Regions from separate parts of the Homo sapiens genome. Here region 2 is linked to region 1. A link is a loop called in an ENCODE intact Hi-C map of the cell type or tissue named here. Cell type or tissue: K562. All regions are shown on one strand.

The links. Peaks named below come from ENCODE experiments on the same cell type or tissue, not always from the same donor. Only the 100,000 strongest peaks of a DNase experiment are listed, where the experiment ranks them.
Region 2: it touches region 1 in a loop (20-fold over the local background); 52 of 110 quality-filtered maps call a loop at or near these places.

What each region holds. Positions count from the first base shown.
Region 1 is chr3:133,926,959-133,934,958 of GRCh38, forward strand. SLCO2A1 (solute carrier organic anion transporter family member 2A1) reads right to left here. Exons shown (of 14, transcript NM_005630.3): 14 at 5,743-7,872. The coding sequence ends at 7,755. C3orf36 (chromosome 3 putative open reading frame 36) reads right to left here and starts at 2,854. Exons shown (of 1, transcript NR_161373.1): 1 at 1,187-2,854. RefSeq lists a silencer at 483-1,012. In K562, CTCF peaks have their summits at 776 (motif pointing left) and 3,590 (motif pointing right); DNase peaks (open chromatin) are centred at 733 and 3,603; H3K4me3 peaks cover 829 bases; H3K27me3 peaks cover 3,435 bases.
Region 2 is chr3:134,208,165-134,216,164 of GRCh38, forward strand. It overlaps RYK (receptor like tyrosine kinase), which reads right to left. Exons shown (of 15, transcript NM_002958.4): 3 at 3,344-3,443; 4 at 1,531-1,665. Among named protein-coding and RNA genes, the nearest start is that of RYK, 39 kb to the right of the region's middle. In K562, CTCF peaks have their summits at 3,850 (motif pointing left) and 4,923 (motif pointing right); DNase peaks (open chromatin) are centred at 3,837 and 4,937.

The DNA of each region.
Region 1 (8,000 bases):
TCTGTTTGTCTTGTTCACCTCTATAGGCCTGGTGCCCGGCTTGCCCGGGTACCTGAGTCTGTGACGGGATGGGTACCTGCCCCTTTCCCGGGGTGGACAGTGCCTGGAATGCTGACAACAGTTTCTTTCCGACATGCAAGCCTATCTCGGGGCCAGGCCCCAGGAGGTGCTGTGGTGAAGGTTTTGGGAATTGGAAGGAGGAAGCAGAGGCTACCTAGCCCCCTGCAGTGGCTGAATAATGGTTCCCAGATGGTGCCAGTGACGCAGTGGGGAGGCTGACAGCTTCTGGGTGCGAATGGCCCCACAATGCGGCCGGGGACCACCCTGCTCACGGCCGGTCAGAGAGCCTGAGGAAGCCGTGTGTTCCCGCGGGCCCTCTCGGTGCCTCGTGGCACCTTACTCTCTACTCCTCTTGTTCTCTAACGTGTTTAATACACTTTCGTGCAGAAAACATAAATAGACTAAACGGTGCTTTATCGCGGGCAGTCAGAGAGGAAGTTTTCTCGAGGCTGTGTCCCGTGAGCAGGCGCCGGTGGGCTCAGCCGCCGGGCCCTCCGAGTAGGGGAAGGCGTGCGTGCGTGCGTGCGGTGGGCGCGGGGAGCCCCGCAGGCCCGAGGGCGCCCCGGCGGGGAAGCGGGCTATCGGAGGCGCGCTGAGCCGGGTGGTGGAGTCCCGCCCGGCTGGCTGTGGGGCCGCGGGGGCGTCCCGTGGGCGGGCTGGGCGTGGCGCCTCCGCGGGTGGCTTCCCCGGGCCGCGGCGGAGGGGCGGCGCCCCCTGGTGGCGGAATGCGACTCCAGGGCGCAAGGGGCCGCCCACCCCGCCTCGCCCACCCGGCGGGGGCCTCCGCGCCTTTTCTGAGAAAGCCAGAGGAAAGGAGCCGAGACCGCAGTCCCCTGGGCCCGTTTCCTCGTCTGTGGAATGGCATGATTATTGCATCTCACAGGGCTGTCGTGAAGATTCAAGGAGCAAATGTATGTAAAGCGCTTCGGATGTCTGGTACATTCTGAGCCTTCAACCCACCTGAGCTGTTGAAACTCTGGGATTCAAGCGATTCGGGTCAAAGAGGAACGGTGTGACACCTGCCTCTGTCCTTTCCAAGGTGGACTCAGGGATTGCATACGTCTCATCCAGAACCCCCAGTCTCTCTTTTGTAAGCTGGCGGTCATGAGATGTAATGAGGAAAAGGTTTAAACAAATGTTGGTCCCTATCTGGGACCTCTGAAGTCACTTTTAATGGATTTGGGGATTTTACAGATTTAAAAAGGGGTGCCTACTGTGGCCCATTTATAGACCTGTGGAGCGAAGAGAAGGAGATTAGTCACACTGGGGGCCGGAGTAGAAGCCGTTTTAAATTAGTTGCCCCGCTCTGCCTTGAGACTGAGACTTTCTGACTCTCAGTTTCACCCTTGGGTTCCAGCACCCAGATGAGAAGAGAGAGAAGGTGGAAGAGGAAGAGAGGGAGGGGATAGAGCAGCGGCCACCACCTCTCCCTGAGAGGGCGCAGAGTGGGTGGTTCCCCCCAGGTGAGCAAGGTGGGGGCCCCGTGGGTGTGCTGGGTAGGGGTGGAGTGTGCTGGGAGCACGCGGGAGGACTGCGCCTCTGCTCCTCGGGGTGTGGCGCGGCCCACTCAGGAGCCCCTTCCAGTGTAGACTCCAGGAGGGTACTCTGAGCTAGGAATGCCTTCCTGAGCGTGGTTGGTGGGGGCTCTAAGGCCATTCCTCCAGGCCCTGAGGGGGCAGAGAGACACGTGAGCACTAACCCAGGAGCCGGGACTAGGCTGAGCCCACTACTCACAGCCTGGGGTAAGCCAGCCTCAAGACCCTCCAGGATGGTCTCAGCCTGCATCCGACTGCCTCTCCTGCCTGACCACTGCGCTCCTTCACAGGCCTCTGGCCGGCGAGTTCTCAAGATGTGCAAAGGTTTCCTGCTTCCTTACCTTTGCACACCTTTGCTTATTCCTTTTGCCCAGAAAGTCTTTCCCAGCACATTTGACTCTCTTGAATTCCAGTCTCTCCCGCATGGCTAGGATCAAGCCCGTTCTCCCATCGCTCATCAAATGAACTCAGAGCATAGTACTTTGCCCTGTGTTAAGGTCTTGTCTTAGCTCTGGATTATATGTCCTTGAAGGGTAGGGACCATGTGTTTGTCACCACCTGTCCTTATACACATCAGGTAGTACATAAATCAAGGGAGGCGTGAGGGACAACTGGAAGGAGCCTCGTTTTCTCCATGTACAGGATGGGACTAGTCATAGTGGCCGCACAGGGCTGTGGGAACTCTGGTGCGATTCTGCCATGAGTCACCCCATCTCCTCCTTGCCTGCAGGGTCTCGCTCCATCAGCTGTCCTCTTGGACCCCGCAGCCTCCCCATCCTGTGGCCTTTTGCCCCAGCAAATCTCTCCTCTCTGAAGCCATCCTTTCCTTGACCCTGCATCTCTCTCAGCCACCACCCCATCTCTGCCTCCTCTGAGCAAAATCGTCTTTCCCACCTCCCCAGCCCTCTGCAGACTGCCTCGGCCTTGCCTGGGCATCATCCCCTCAGCTTCAGGGACCCACAATTGGTGCTTCCTCCATTGGGAAATCTTTCCAGACTGTGCTTCCCAACCCCGACAGCCCCGCAAAGCTGGTTTAAGTGTCCCGGTGAGCAACTGTGTCCACCTAGGTTCACTACCCACAGTAGAGGGTTTTAGTGCTCAACCATATCTGCTCTTTTCTTCTCCTGAGCACACAGAATATTCTGTTCCGCTCTTGCGGCAGCTAGGCTGGGAGCAGAGTGAAGAGCGTTACTTTGGGACAAAGCATTGCTTAGCAGTGCGGGATCTTCCAGGACTTTCTTCCCCTGCCCCATCCATCATGGCAGCTTATAATGAAATGGAGGTACCTCAGGTTCCAAACAGTCTGAGTTACTGAGACACTGGTTGGGGGGGCTCTCAGGCCAATCCTCCAGGCCCTGAGCAGGCAGAGGGGCACTACTGAGCCACTGACCTGAGAGTCACCCAGATCACCACAGGTTCTGTGAGCGAGATACCATCTTTTGTTGTGTCAAGTGACTAAGATTCGAGAGGTTTGTTACCACAGCATAGCCAAGCCTTTCCCCACTGATTTACTGATTAAAGAAGTGTTTTAAATGGGTTAATGGCTTGGTAAACTGTAAAGATCTGTGCACATTTTAGTTATTATTATTGCTGTCAAGTTGTAGCAGGGCTGGAGACATGATGTGGCTGGAGAGTGGAGGAATGGCCAGGGTATGCCATGGAGAAAAACTTCCTCTCATTTATGATTTGCCAAGGGCTTTTCCAGGATCTGTTTCCATATTTAATCTCTGATGAAAGGTTATAATGAATCTGGTGTCTGGTGCTACTGGCAGGAGATGGACCTTTCTTCCAGGTATTTACTTCCTGTGGTTGCGAAAGATAGGATGTATTTCTTCTGGATTTGCTGCAATATAATATTTTAGTATCAATTTGATACTGACTGGCTTCAGCCTCCAGCTTAACTGTATCTCTCCATCTTTGAGAGTGGTTGAATAAAATCACAATATGGCTTTGTTTCTTGAGCAAGAATCTGCTAAGCAGTCACCAGATGGAGCTGTTCCCTTGAAGGTCTGTGTGCAGGATTCTCAGGGCCTTTTCTTCTCAAAACCCTTCCCTCTTTGTCTCTTTTCTCCACAACTCTCTTTAACTCATGGTGCTATAGGGATAAATTGGCCCTGTTTAATGAATAGTTGTGATGTTGTTGCTAGTTGAATAGAAGGTAAGTAAATGAACTGTTACCTGGTTCTTTTGCCTTTGTTACCCACCTTAATGGCCCTCAAGAGATTCCCCCACTTCCCTCCCATGGGCCAGTGAACATCAGTGGGAAAAGAGGGGCCTCCCCACCATTTTAGTCCATGCTGACTCTTCAGAATGACTCAGCTGGGGCAATTGGGCTGGACCAGAGAGAAGTGGACAGCCTGGTTTGAGTCTAGACCTGGCCAGCTATTATCTATGTGAAATTGGCCACAATGGTTGCTTCCTCGGGATCAGATTCCTCACCTTTACATGGGGCATCCATCATGGAGGATCACCCCAAAGGGCTTTGGGCCAAAGGATAATTGATAGAGATACGGTATTTAGTTATCACTGTATTTGCGCTTTTTCCAAGAAGGGTAAAAGAAGGATTGAATAAAAAAGGTTCCTGCACACTCTTCCTTTTCCGGCTTTTTTGTTCAGCCCTTGAGGAGCGGGATTCTGTAGGGAGAGGGAGTGGTGCAGAGGAGTGGGCTTCCTAGGACTGGGGCCGGGAGAGGGCATAGCCGCGAGTGTGCACAGGGAGGTGGGCCTAACCCTGGGGTCTCGGCTTTGTAGGGTTTCCAGGCTCAGGTGAGAAGCAGGGCCATTAAACAGCCTCAAATGGGAAAGGGACCAAAGACCCACAATGGCACCCTTGAATGCGTAGGCATCCAAGGACCTTCAGATGGCTCTAGGAGCCAGACCCAAGCATGGTTGATATTGAATTTCCAGCCAGACAGTAGGATGGGGGGTTTGAAATCAATAACTGATTTAAAGAAATAAGTGATTTTTTTCTTTTTGCACATCCAAGCTTGTGAAGTGAGAATGTCTCTCTCAGTACTGATAAGGGCCTCATATAAATGTGAGCTCTTGGATTGTTTTTCATGCCCATTGACTCTTAGTTGCAGCCATCCAAAAAATCAGATTCACAGGCATCTCTTCACCTTGTTATCCTTCACTCACCTTTGAACATACCAAAGGCCTATCGAGCCTGTAAATTTCTCAGTGGCCTAAGCACAAATGGGCATACCCCAGGCTCTATTGCACTGACAGCCCACCTCACAGGATTTGGGAACTACCCACATCAATCTCATGAGGGGGCCGTTAAAAGAGCCATTCCTGGGTCCCCATTAGACCCACAGAAGTAGACGCTGGGGCTGGGTGGAGGGTGTTGGGAATTTGCATCCTCTGTGAGTGTCACACACTCAAGAAAGTTTGTTAAGCTTTGCTCTAGAAGTGAAATGAAAGTGACACTATTATATTCCCTGCTGACAGCTGAAAAGAAAGATTTTCTTGGGAGTAGTAGTACTGGTTGTGACCATGTGATCAATTTGATTATGATATTAATTCTGTTTTGTGCCATGGACATAGCTGTTTGCGTCCAGCTCCGCTTCTGGATATAAACCCAAGAGCAGTGATGCGGCCTTCTCAGAGCCCAGCAGAACTTCACTGAAGGAATAAGCAGTGTCTGGTACTTGCCTGATACCAGGCTAATGGGTTGACAGTTGCATTACCTCTAATCTCCATGGCCATGGGCCCCTGGGGTCTATGTCATGAGCACTTCCTCTGTTTACAAGATGCAGGTGCCGGCAGGGCGCAGTGGCTCATGCCTGTAATCCCAACACTTTGGGAGGCTGAGGCGGGAGGATCACTTGAGGTCAGGAGTTTGAGACCAGCCTGGCCAACATGGTGAAACCCTGTCTCTACTAAAAGTACAAAAATTAGCCAGGTGTGGTGGCGCAGGCCTGTAATCCCAGTTACTCTGGAGGCTGAGGCAGGAGAATCGCTTGAACCAAGGAGGCAGAGGTTGCAGTGAGCCAAGATTGTGCCACTGCACTCCAGCCTGGGTGACAGAGCAAGACTCCATCTCAAAAATAAAATACAAATAAAAATAAAATAAAATTAAAAAGTGCAGGTGCTGTCTGTTCTCTGACAGATGTATATGACAACATAAATTCATGACCAAGTTACCTCAATAGCAAAATTAGAATATTTTAATAGTAATATAATAGAATAAAGGTTTGGGAGTGCAACCAATCTTCTAGAACCTGAAGGTTGGCATTCATTGTTCATAAACTCAGCTGAAGGCAGTGCCTTCCAAATGTGGTTAAATTGCCATGGGAAAGACCAGGGTTAGTTGCAGGGCATCATTTTCCAAGCAGAACCATTTCAAATGCTAAAACTGGCCCCTGAGGTTACATTGAGCCTCCCTTCCTGAGTGAGATGTTTGGAAATGAGGTGGCTTTGGAAATAAGCTTGTCTGTAACAGTGGTTTCCACAAAGACTTCAGTCTCATGGCATTGGACTTTGTTTGGACATTGACATAAATATTTTGGCATATCACCATATGAGGCTTTTCCAGAGGTGGCTTCCAGTATGCTTCTGGAGGGGGTCTTCCAAGAAGGGTGGCACTTAAGGGTCATGAATGGCCATGACCCATGCCCAGCTGTTCCAGAGGACATGGGGAGACAGAGCTGTCTGGCAAAGGGCCAGGTGCAGAGTCAGTCTGGGGGCCATGGATGGCATGGATAGTCAGGTCAGGATCCTTCATGCCAATCTGTGGCTTCTTGCTGTCCCCACCTCTCCTCCTGCTCTCACCAACTCCCACACCCCCAGTCCCACACTGCCCACCGAGCACACCCTGGGAGAAGGCCCTAATGTAAATGGAGGGAGGTGAGGTAAGAGCTGAGGGAAGCTCCATGGAGAACCCTGATTAGCATTGCTTTGCACAAAGTCGGTCTCCAATAAATATATTTGTTGATGAATGACCTCCTTCGTTGGCTTCTGTCTCTCAACATCTATCACGTAGCAGCTGTGTCTCTCAACCCAGGCACCCACCTCTCTGGAGGCAGTGAGAAGAGGCTGAGAAAATGGGAATGGTATGAGCATGTCTGAAACCAGGAAAGCCAACCTGACTGGCTGTTTTGTGGGCCGCAGCTTGCCATCCAGCTTGGTGACAGTGGACATCCACTCTGCTTCATCACTTGCTTTGCTGACATCTCTTCTGCCTCTCTACTCCTCGGAATACGGGCTGAAGTCCAGACAGGGAAGTGCATGTGAAGCCACCTCATCTGCTGCCAGGGAGATGTGGGAGGTTCTTCCCATTACTCTGAGATGAGGGGGTCTCGTCCCCACATTGAAGGGGTGGGAGGTTGGGCATCAGGACCTTTTCATAGGCCTTCCTTGGGTCTTCACTGTGTTGTAGCTTCCTCAGTTTGAAACGTACCCCAGAAAGACAGGGATAACATGTGAGGATCTAAGGACAGAAAGTCCAGGGTTCATATGGACAGCACTTAGATGACCCATCCTTGGGGTTTCTCAGTCCCTGCTCTGGTGCCTGCATGCAGGTAATGGGCAGAGACTGTACTTCCCAACATGGCAGCATCCAGAATGGCCTCTAGGTACAGGAAGTGAGGGTCTGAGGGGGAGGGAGCCAGCCCCTCCCGTAGTCTGTGCTGATGCCAAACCCAGGTGTGAAGGGGGTTACAGCCAGTCTCCCCAGTCTCCCAGTGGCTCTGGCTATTAATAACTCAGCCACTTCCTTCTTCCTTTCACCCCTGCCACTCTGCAGGGTGTGGGCAGTCAGCGGGAGAGTGGAGCTGCCTGGCAAGAAGGGCAGATACCCTTTTTCTCTCTCTGTTTAGGATTCCCCCCAGGGCTGGTGAGGGGCCTGGCTGCCTCAGTGGGCATCCTCAATGGAGGACTCAACACTGAAGTGAGCCTGGGCATCTGGGGGCCTCTTCCAAGGGGCCAGGGAAGACTCAGCCCCCCAGTTCTGGCCCACACAGCCCGGGTACACAGTGGCCCTTAGGAACTGTGGGGAGGACTCTGGGAGGAAGAGGTAGGGAAGGCAAATGAGGACTGGGGTTTTCTTTCTTGTTTAAAAATACAAAAAGGAAATGACGTGTTAACATTAGTGAGTATAGGCAGGTGTGGAAGAGTCAAGGTCCACTCTCTGGAGCAGGGCAGTGGCCCAGGGTGGGGTCAGATGAGGCCTGCCGCCTTCTGCACGTTGTACTCCTTGTTCTTCTTCACCCTCCAGCTGATGAAGCAAAGCAGCAGCATGCCCAGCGCCTTGTAGCCCATCTGCAGGCCCAGGTACCTGTGGGCAGGAGGAGGCAGGACTGGTGAGGGAGGGGGCTCTGCAGCCCACATCCCAGGGCCAGGACCACTGGGAAGAACCACATCATTCCCACGCTGGCCCGCGGAAGGTGTGGGCACCATCCAGGT
Region 2 (8,000 bases), 280 kb after region 1:
TAAAGAAAATGGAGAAAGTATGTGACCATTTTGAGTATCAGCTGATCATTAACCTTAGCAGATATTAGCACTGGTGGGATCCAGAGGCCACACCATGTCTGGTTATCATTCTGCCTTACTTAAGAGTAACAGATGAAGCACCATGGTACAGTCATGCCCATCTCTCTGAGGATAAGGAACTGAATGTTTTACACTCCTCACTGGCTAGCTGTGGTAGCCTAGGTGGCCAAGGGTCCAATCTCCTTATATCAAATATATAATGACTACATTGGAGTAGAGAGTCTCTGAAATCTCCTTTGTCTTTAACATTACATGGAAGTTGGTATATAACTGAATATAGTAGAACTGAAAATTGTACCAAAACACTAAAGCTGAAAGATGCTAACTCTTCTTTCTTAAAATGTCTATTCAAATGTAGTGCAGCTTTTTTATTGGCATGTACCCAGACATTAGCCAATTCAACTCACTTGTTGGCCTTAGGTGTTTTCATAACACTCAGCACTGATTTCAATTGGGAAATTTATTAAAAGAAAGTTTAACAAAGAGGCTGAGAGAACAGGTCTGCATCCTAGCTGCACCACTTAGCTATCTGATCTTGACAAGCTAGATTCTCTGAAGCTCAGCTTCCTTTTCTGAAAATGAAGACAATGAGAGAACCCATTGCCTAGGGTTGCTGTAGGGATTAAACAGGTGTAATACCTATCAAGCACTTAGAACACAGTAAGCACTGAGGGTTTGCGAGGTTTTTTTAAAGTATATTTCCCCCCCCCATCTTAGATACTAACCAATTCTACCTACGTGACCTTGTAAATTTGGGTCACTGTAGCTTTGTGGAACTTACAGTGAGTGGGTTGGACTAAACTTGTAAGGAGAACTCTAAAATTCTTTGATTTATGACCTAGCATGCTGGAACTCTTTCATATCCACTCGATTTCTTCAGTAACAGATAATTCAAAACCAAAAAGAACTAACTTTGCTAAGTACCCACATACGGTATTCTAAGTTTTAGGCTAGATTTAATGAACCGTAAAAAACAACAAACCTCTGAAACAGGTATTATGCCCATTTTACAGATGAAAAAACTAAGCCTCAGAGAGGTTAAGTAACTTGTATCAATATCCTGAAAAGAGCAGAGCTGCCATTCCAACCCAGGTCTATCTCACCCGAGAGCAATGCTTCTGCATAAAAGTAACTTGATAAGGGAAACACAGTTAACATAGTTACTCAGAAGTCCCAACAGATTTTTCTTATTTCTTTACCTCTTCAACCATTTTAGCACTATTCCTAATGGAAAACATCTTAGCAATTCTGACAAAAGATTTGAGAAAGCATGGACTGAATGAGGCCTGAGTGAGATTCTTGGCTACCAACCATCTGGGATTATCTCAAAACTTCACCTGCCAGTGCTCTTTTCTCACTTGCAACTATAATCATGAGTTGGACATACTTAAATCTGTGAAAAAACAACAAACTCTATTTTTCACCTTCTCACATACATGTAAAACATATTTTGGTAAATAAATTCCTTACTTTTGTAGCACATTTTCCTTCGTTTAAAATTTAAGACGGTAAAATTTTTTGAAGAATTTACTGTCAAGTTGAGCTGCATTAGTATCATAACTTCAGAATCTACTTTGCCAGTACAGGAAAGCTCTACCCGAAACACTGTTTAAAAAAGATAAGAAAAATATTTTACATTTTCTAAAAATCAACATTAATGCCCCAAAATGATTCTTTTAAACATTTTAGAATTACTTATTTTTGCTGCAAGAAAACTAAAAGTAATACATTTAAATAAAGTAACTAAACAAAAGTTTTTAGAGATCTTCAGACTACCACACCTCTAGACATTAAGCATTTAATTCATTATGGATATAAAAGTTAGTATTAAAGAACAAACCAAGACATCAATGAAGAGATAATTGTTTTCAACTTCTGCTCATTGTTTTTAATACACCACTTTGTCTCATAAGTCCTGCTATTCCAGTACACTAAAACTGAAGGATCATAAGGCAAACCTTAACAGACACATCAGCAATAGTAACAACAGAAATTACATGATCAAATGGAAAGACAACTCACTACCAAAATGCAAGTATGTCTGCTCTTAATAAAAAGATTAAATATAAACCTGTAAATGAATCTGATAAATTGTCAGCTATCACCTTTCTCAACAGAAATTGATTTTAATCCATAATTGTAACAATGGGATAACAGACTTCAGTGCATATAATTTTTTTCCCCAATCTTTAAGATTCTTTTCCTACAAATTTAAAACCTATCATTCTACCATCTGTATGACTGCATTAAAGATATGGGCATTTCTAAATTCCTTTACTGCCCATAAAAATTTAAGCAGCCCTCCTGTGCTTTATTTAAGCTTAATGTATGTCACTGATAACAGTGAATATGACTGCCAGAAAAAGTTTCACAACACTATTGTGGCTGATACTTTCAATTTTTAAAAATATCCATTTCTTACAAATACCACAACTTCAAGAGCCTAAGAAGTTAGCTCAAAAGCAGTTAAATTGGTGTAAATAATACACTTATTCATTTACTCAGACTGTACTGAGTGCCTATCCTGCACCATACTCTATGCTATGCATCAAGGGAATTGCTAGATATGTAATCAGTGCAAAAACAGTTAAATATAAGGTTCTAAGGGGTAGGAAGAATAGAAGTTAACAAATGAAAGAAGAGAAGGTGGCAGAAAAAAGACAGTGCAGATCTTGAGTCTTGCAGAATGAGTAGGATGAATAGAAAGGAGTTCACGAGCAGAAAGAGGAAAAGATGATCCCAAATACTGAGACCAGCACATGCAAAGGCTTGAAGATCAGAACTGCATGTAGTCTGGAACTGCTACAACTCTGGGGCAAGTGCAGCAACAAGGCTAGACAGGCAGGCAGGGGCAGATGGTAAAGGATCCAGGACACAAGGTGGTGAGTCTGGAATGTTCAGTTGATGGGAGTGGAGAGCACTGATGGGCTTCACGTCACAGGGTCAAACATGACCGTGCAAAGATCATCTGGGCCACAGGGTGAAATGTGGTGCCTAATCAAAGGGAAACAAGATCAGGCACAGGGACTCATGTGGAGGTAAGTACCAGCAATGCAGAAAAAGAGACAGGGAGGGCGGAGCACAGAGAGTTCCAGAAGGACAGAAAAGAGAGAATGGTTTAAGAACACAGTGCAAATATTTACAAAAATTACTTTTCACAGTACTCATACATCTTATGCCTATCAAGTAATACACACTACACATCAGTAAACTTCTGTTTTGGGGCCATAGGGGATGCAGTTGAAAAAGTATGTTAACTCTGTCTTTGAAGACTCTTACTTACCTGATAAAGTGCGTGGAACTTCCCCCTGAACAGAAATGTTGACCTGGGGCATATCCATTGCCAAAACATTGTCCACTTGGAATCCCAGCTTATATTCAACCTGTAAAATAGACAAAAATAAACAAAATGGACCTGTGATAACAAGAAGGATACTATCAGCTTGACTTCATTAATTGGCTCATTAATCAATGGATGAGCCTTTCATATGTACAAATAATCTAGCTATAAAAAAATGCAAATTGTCAGAAACAGTCCTAAGAATTTTCAATTGGATAAAAATTCAACCAAGTAAGCCACCCTCTATTTTAAGTCCACAACAGGACCACCACTCTTCCATAAAACCTGCCATCTAGGGTCAGAAATCCTGCTGAGAACTATGCAGCACTGACAGAGAGGCCATGGAGAGCCAGATATGAAGAACCAAAGCGGTGAGATATGTAACTGACAGACCATAAATAGCTACCAATGCCTTCTCTGGTTGATAAATGAAAGCCAAGCTCGGAGGGCCTCCTTGTGGCTGGTGGAGGAAGGTCTGCTCTGCAGACCCACTCACACAATAAGCAGATTCCAAGGTAGATTTCTCATAGAATATCTAAGTCACATCCTCTAGTCTTGCTCTCACCAAAAAGAAAGTTCATGTTTAGATCCCCATTTGACCTCTGGATCTACTTCTTAAGTGATTCAGAATCCAGAAGGGAAGACAGGCAACCCATGAGATGTCTCTAAAACACCAATGTTATCTATCAATACTTGGCCTACCCAATGTGGCTTAACAGAACCAATCAGCATCAATAATTAAGGCTCTGTTGCTATGGAGAGTTCATGAAAGAAGCAGCTCAAACTGCAAAGCAATAGCTGAAATTCAGAATGGCTGCCAGCATCAAGACTTTCAATGAAGCCCTACAGTTCACATCACTCTCTGCCCTGCCCACAGGTTCTTGATAACTATGGTATCCCTCTCTCATTCAGTGGTCACAAAAGGTATCATTGGTGGCAGACTGAGATTTGCAGAGCCACGAGGCAGCAGGTTGGGAAAAGAGTGAGAAGAAAGATGTTCGATAAACCATTCTTCAAGAAACTTAACTAGAAGAATGGGAGACAGATGGTGAAGTGGGGGGTGTTCCAAAGCTTTTCTTTGTTTTTAGATGAGATATTCAAATATGTATATATGCTAGTGAAAAAAGCTAACGAAATGGTACATAATAAAGATGAAAGAAAAGAGGGAAAGAGTATCATCCCAGATATAAGGGAAGGGATGGCCCTTACGCTTGGGCTAAGGTGGAAGGCGTTGTTACCCATGAATAAGAAGGGCTCAGTCCAGAATTTGATTCCCCTTGGGGTTTCTCCTTTCACACTCTATTTAAAGTGTCTTAGCTAAACACTGTAGGGGTATGCAAACATTAAACTCTTCCTTTGCAGTTAAGATAGGTACGTAAACAACTGTTAAAGGCTGTGTTTGATAAGTGCCACATTCCCAACAAAGGAAATGTTCTTGCTGCAGCACATCAGTGACTTCGAGGTACCTTGGCTAGGAAGTGTTCACATTCACCTTAGCATATCACAATACCATTGCTGCCACCAGGGGGTGCTAGAGAGCCACAGCCAAGCAAGTTTGGGCAGGGAATGAGCAAGCTCTCCAGCAATACATCAAAGAATGCATTATACATCCCTACACCGATGCTATCTCTGAACAGGACCATACATGAAGGGTAGGTGCACAAAAGAAATCAGCACCGCCAGCAAGAACTGGGTTTGGAACCATGAGACCATGTGACTCTTAGGTAAATTTGTAACTTCTCTGAGTTTCCATATTTTGTAAAATAAGGGTAATACATGTTATGAGGATCAAATAAGATCATTAATGCAATACATACTGTTAGCCTGGCACAAGTCTCCTCTGACATCAGCAGCATCAGCAGTCATTCCAGAACAGCTACCTTATTGCCATGCTGCACTTCTCCATAATCATCAGCCCACTGCTGGCCCCAGGGATTCTGACACAAACCCTCCTGGGTCTGTCAAGAACACTGTTGCAGGCCTTCTGTTTTTTCCCCATTCTGAGAACCTCCCTATTCAGAACAGCCTCCTACACTCTCTGCCTCTTCACAAATGTCTTCCCACCTTCTCCCACAACCTGGCTTTCCTCAGAAGTCATCTGTTCCCCTTCCTATCATTCAGTTCCTACAACACCTGACCCTCAGGGCCTAGACAGTAGGGTCGGCACTCTTTAGGATCACTAGGTCCTTCCCAGACATCCCTTCCTCATGCCCTCATGCAAATCCCCTCTACTTTGAAGTTTATAACTTCTTTTTTTGAGACCGAGTCTCACTCTGTCACCCAGGCTGGAGTGCAGTGGCGTGATATCGGCTCGCTGCAACCTCCACCTCCTGGGTTCAAGCGATTCTCCTGCCTCAGCCTCCCGAGTAGCTGGTGGGACTACAGGCACACGCCACTATGCCCAGCTAATTTTTGTATTTTTAGTAGAGACGAGATTTCACCATGTTGGCCAGGATGGTCTCGAACTCCTGGCCCCAAGTGATCCACCTGTCTTGGCCTCCCACATTGCTGAGATTACAGGTGTGAGCCACCGCGCCCGGCCGAAGCTCACAGCTTCTACTCATAATGGCTACTTCTCATGCCATCAACACCAATAAGCCACACAGGACTTGCAGAGGCCTTGGTCTCCTGCCATGTTCTCCCTGGCTTCAATATTCAGTATTCAATATCCTGACACGCTAAAGAATTACTTCACTACCAAAACAAATGCAAAAATGCCATTCTATCAAAGATCCCATCACCACCTCTGATTCCTACAAAACTAGTTCTCTGATTCCATCACTCCAAGTCAGCCAACATTTATGAGGCACATTTATGAGCCAGGTGCTGTGTTCATAGCAGGATGCAGCAGCCAGTTAAAGCCACTTCCCTTCTCTCCAGTATAGCCGTGAACACCTAGTTTCATGTTCTCCACAGCCCAAGCCCTAAAGAAGGCAACATTACTGACAGTCATATTGGCACCTTCAGCTGGTTGACTCCTTCCAAACCCTCAAAGGGCAGCTCTAGCATCCTGACCACCCCTTCTTACTCTACTCCTGCTGCTCAGCACTGCTGAAGGAAATCCATCCTACAGAAAAGGAGCTCTTACACAACAATGACCTCCAGTCTCAGGGGAGGCCCTTAGTTCTACTCAGCAATCCCTTCCTCACTGACCCTCTTTTCCCTCGTCTTATTCCAACCTTACAGGCCTTCCCCACCTCCTCACACTCAATGTTTTTGTCCCTTTCCACTAGTACAGAGGAACCCCATTTCTGCCTTTCTTTTCAACACCCCGGCAGATCTATTAGAGCATCTATTCTTTTCATTCTAGTCCCAAGGAAAGGTCCATTTTCCTCTCCAAATGTAAATCCTTCAATCCTAGTACACTAGGGTTCTAGCCCATTTCACCACTGATGGGATATCTTAATCGTCAATTTCTCTCACTCTCTTTTACCTTCAATCCCTCTCAAGTGTCCAATTACCTACTAGGCAATTCTATCTAATTATCCTACAGCCTTCCAACTTAACAAATTCAAAGCCACACTTACTATTTCCCCAGAAACTTGCTGTCTCCTTTATTCTAGGTCTCAGTTATCACAAGGAGAGAAGGAGCAGACCAGAGACCAGAACCCCAAAGTAAGCAGAGAGGGCCTGGCAAAGGGGTCCAGGGCCATAACTGCAGTTAAAAAAGCAGCTAAGACTGGCGCCTGAGCATCTCAGTGTGGCAAGGTGAAAAGGAGGAGAGAAGGGAAGGAAATGAGGCTGTGAGTGTAGCTGGCCAATGAGGGCACAGGGAGAGGTGCAAAGGGCTGAGGAGGAGATTTGAGAAGGCAGCCCCTTTGGTCCTATCAGCAGCTTAGAGGAATATGAAGCATGAAACTGTGGAAGCCTCCTTGCTGGCTCCTTTTTTGAGGAACTGTCTAAAAATGGGAGGCATTCACAAGGTAGTTCTCTTTTCCCTCTGCAGTCTTTAAGATATAAATTTTAAAACTGCAGTTTCTGGGATTAGAGAAGAAATTGCCAATTATTGAAGTCCAATTTTCTCTAGTTTGGCATGTATCGATCTGTAAGGACTCTCACTTGCCAATCATCCTTTAAAGAAACAGATCTGCTCAAAAGTTAAATGTACAGTCTACTGGGACAAAGAAATTTGAACAGCAGTTGTTTATCAGAATGTAGAGTGAGCCAAAATACTTCAGAAAAGAAACTACAGGCTAGGCGTGGTGGCTCACACCTGTAATCCCAGCATTCTGGGAGGTCAATGCAGGTGGATCACTTGAGGCCAGGAGTTCAAGACCAGCCTGGCCAACACGGTAAAACCCCGTCTCTACTAAAAATACAAAAATTAGGTGGGCATGGTGGTGGGCACATGCTACTCGGCTACTCGGAGGCTAAGGCAGGAGAATCACTTGAACCTGGGGGGCGGAGGATGTAGTGAGCCAAGATCGCACCACTGCACGCCAGTGTGGGTGACAGAGTGAGACTCAGTCTCAAAAAAAAAAAGAAAAAGAAAAAGAAAATAAAAGGAAAGGAAAAAAAAAGAAACAAATTACCAAAAATATCAACATTTGAATAAACTGAAAAATAAACATTTTTGCTTATGTTCCCTTACTTGGAAACA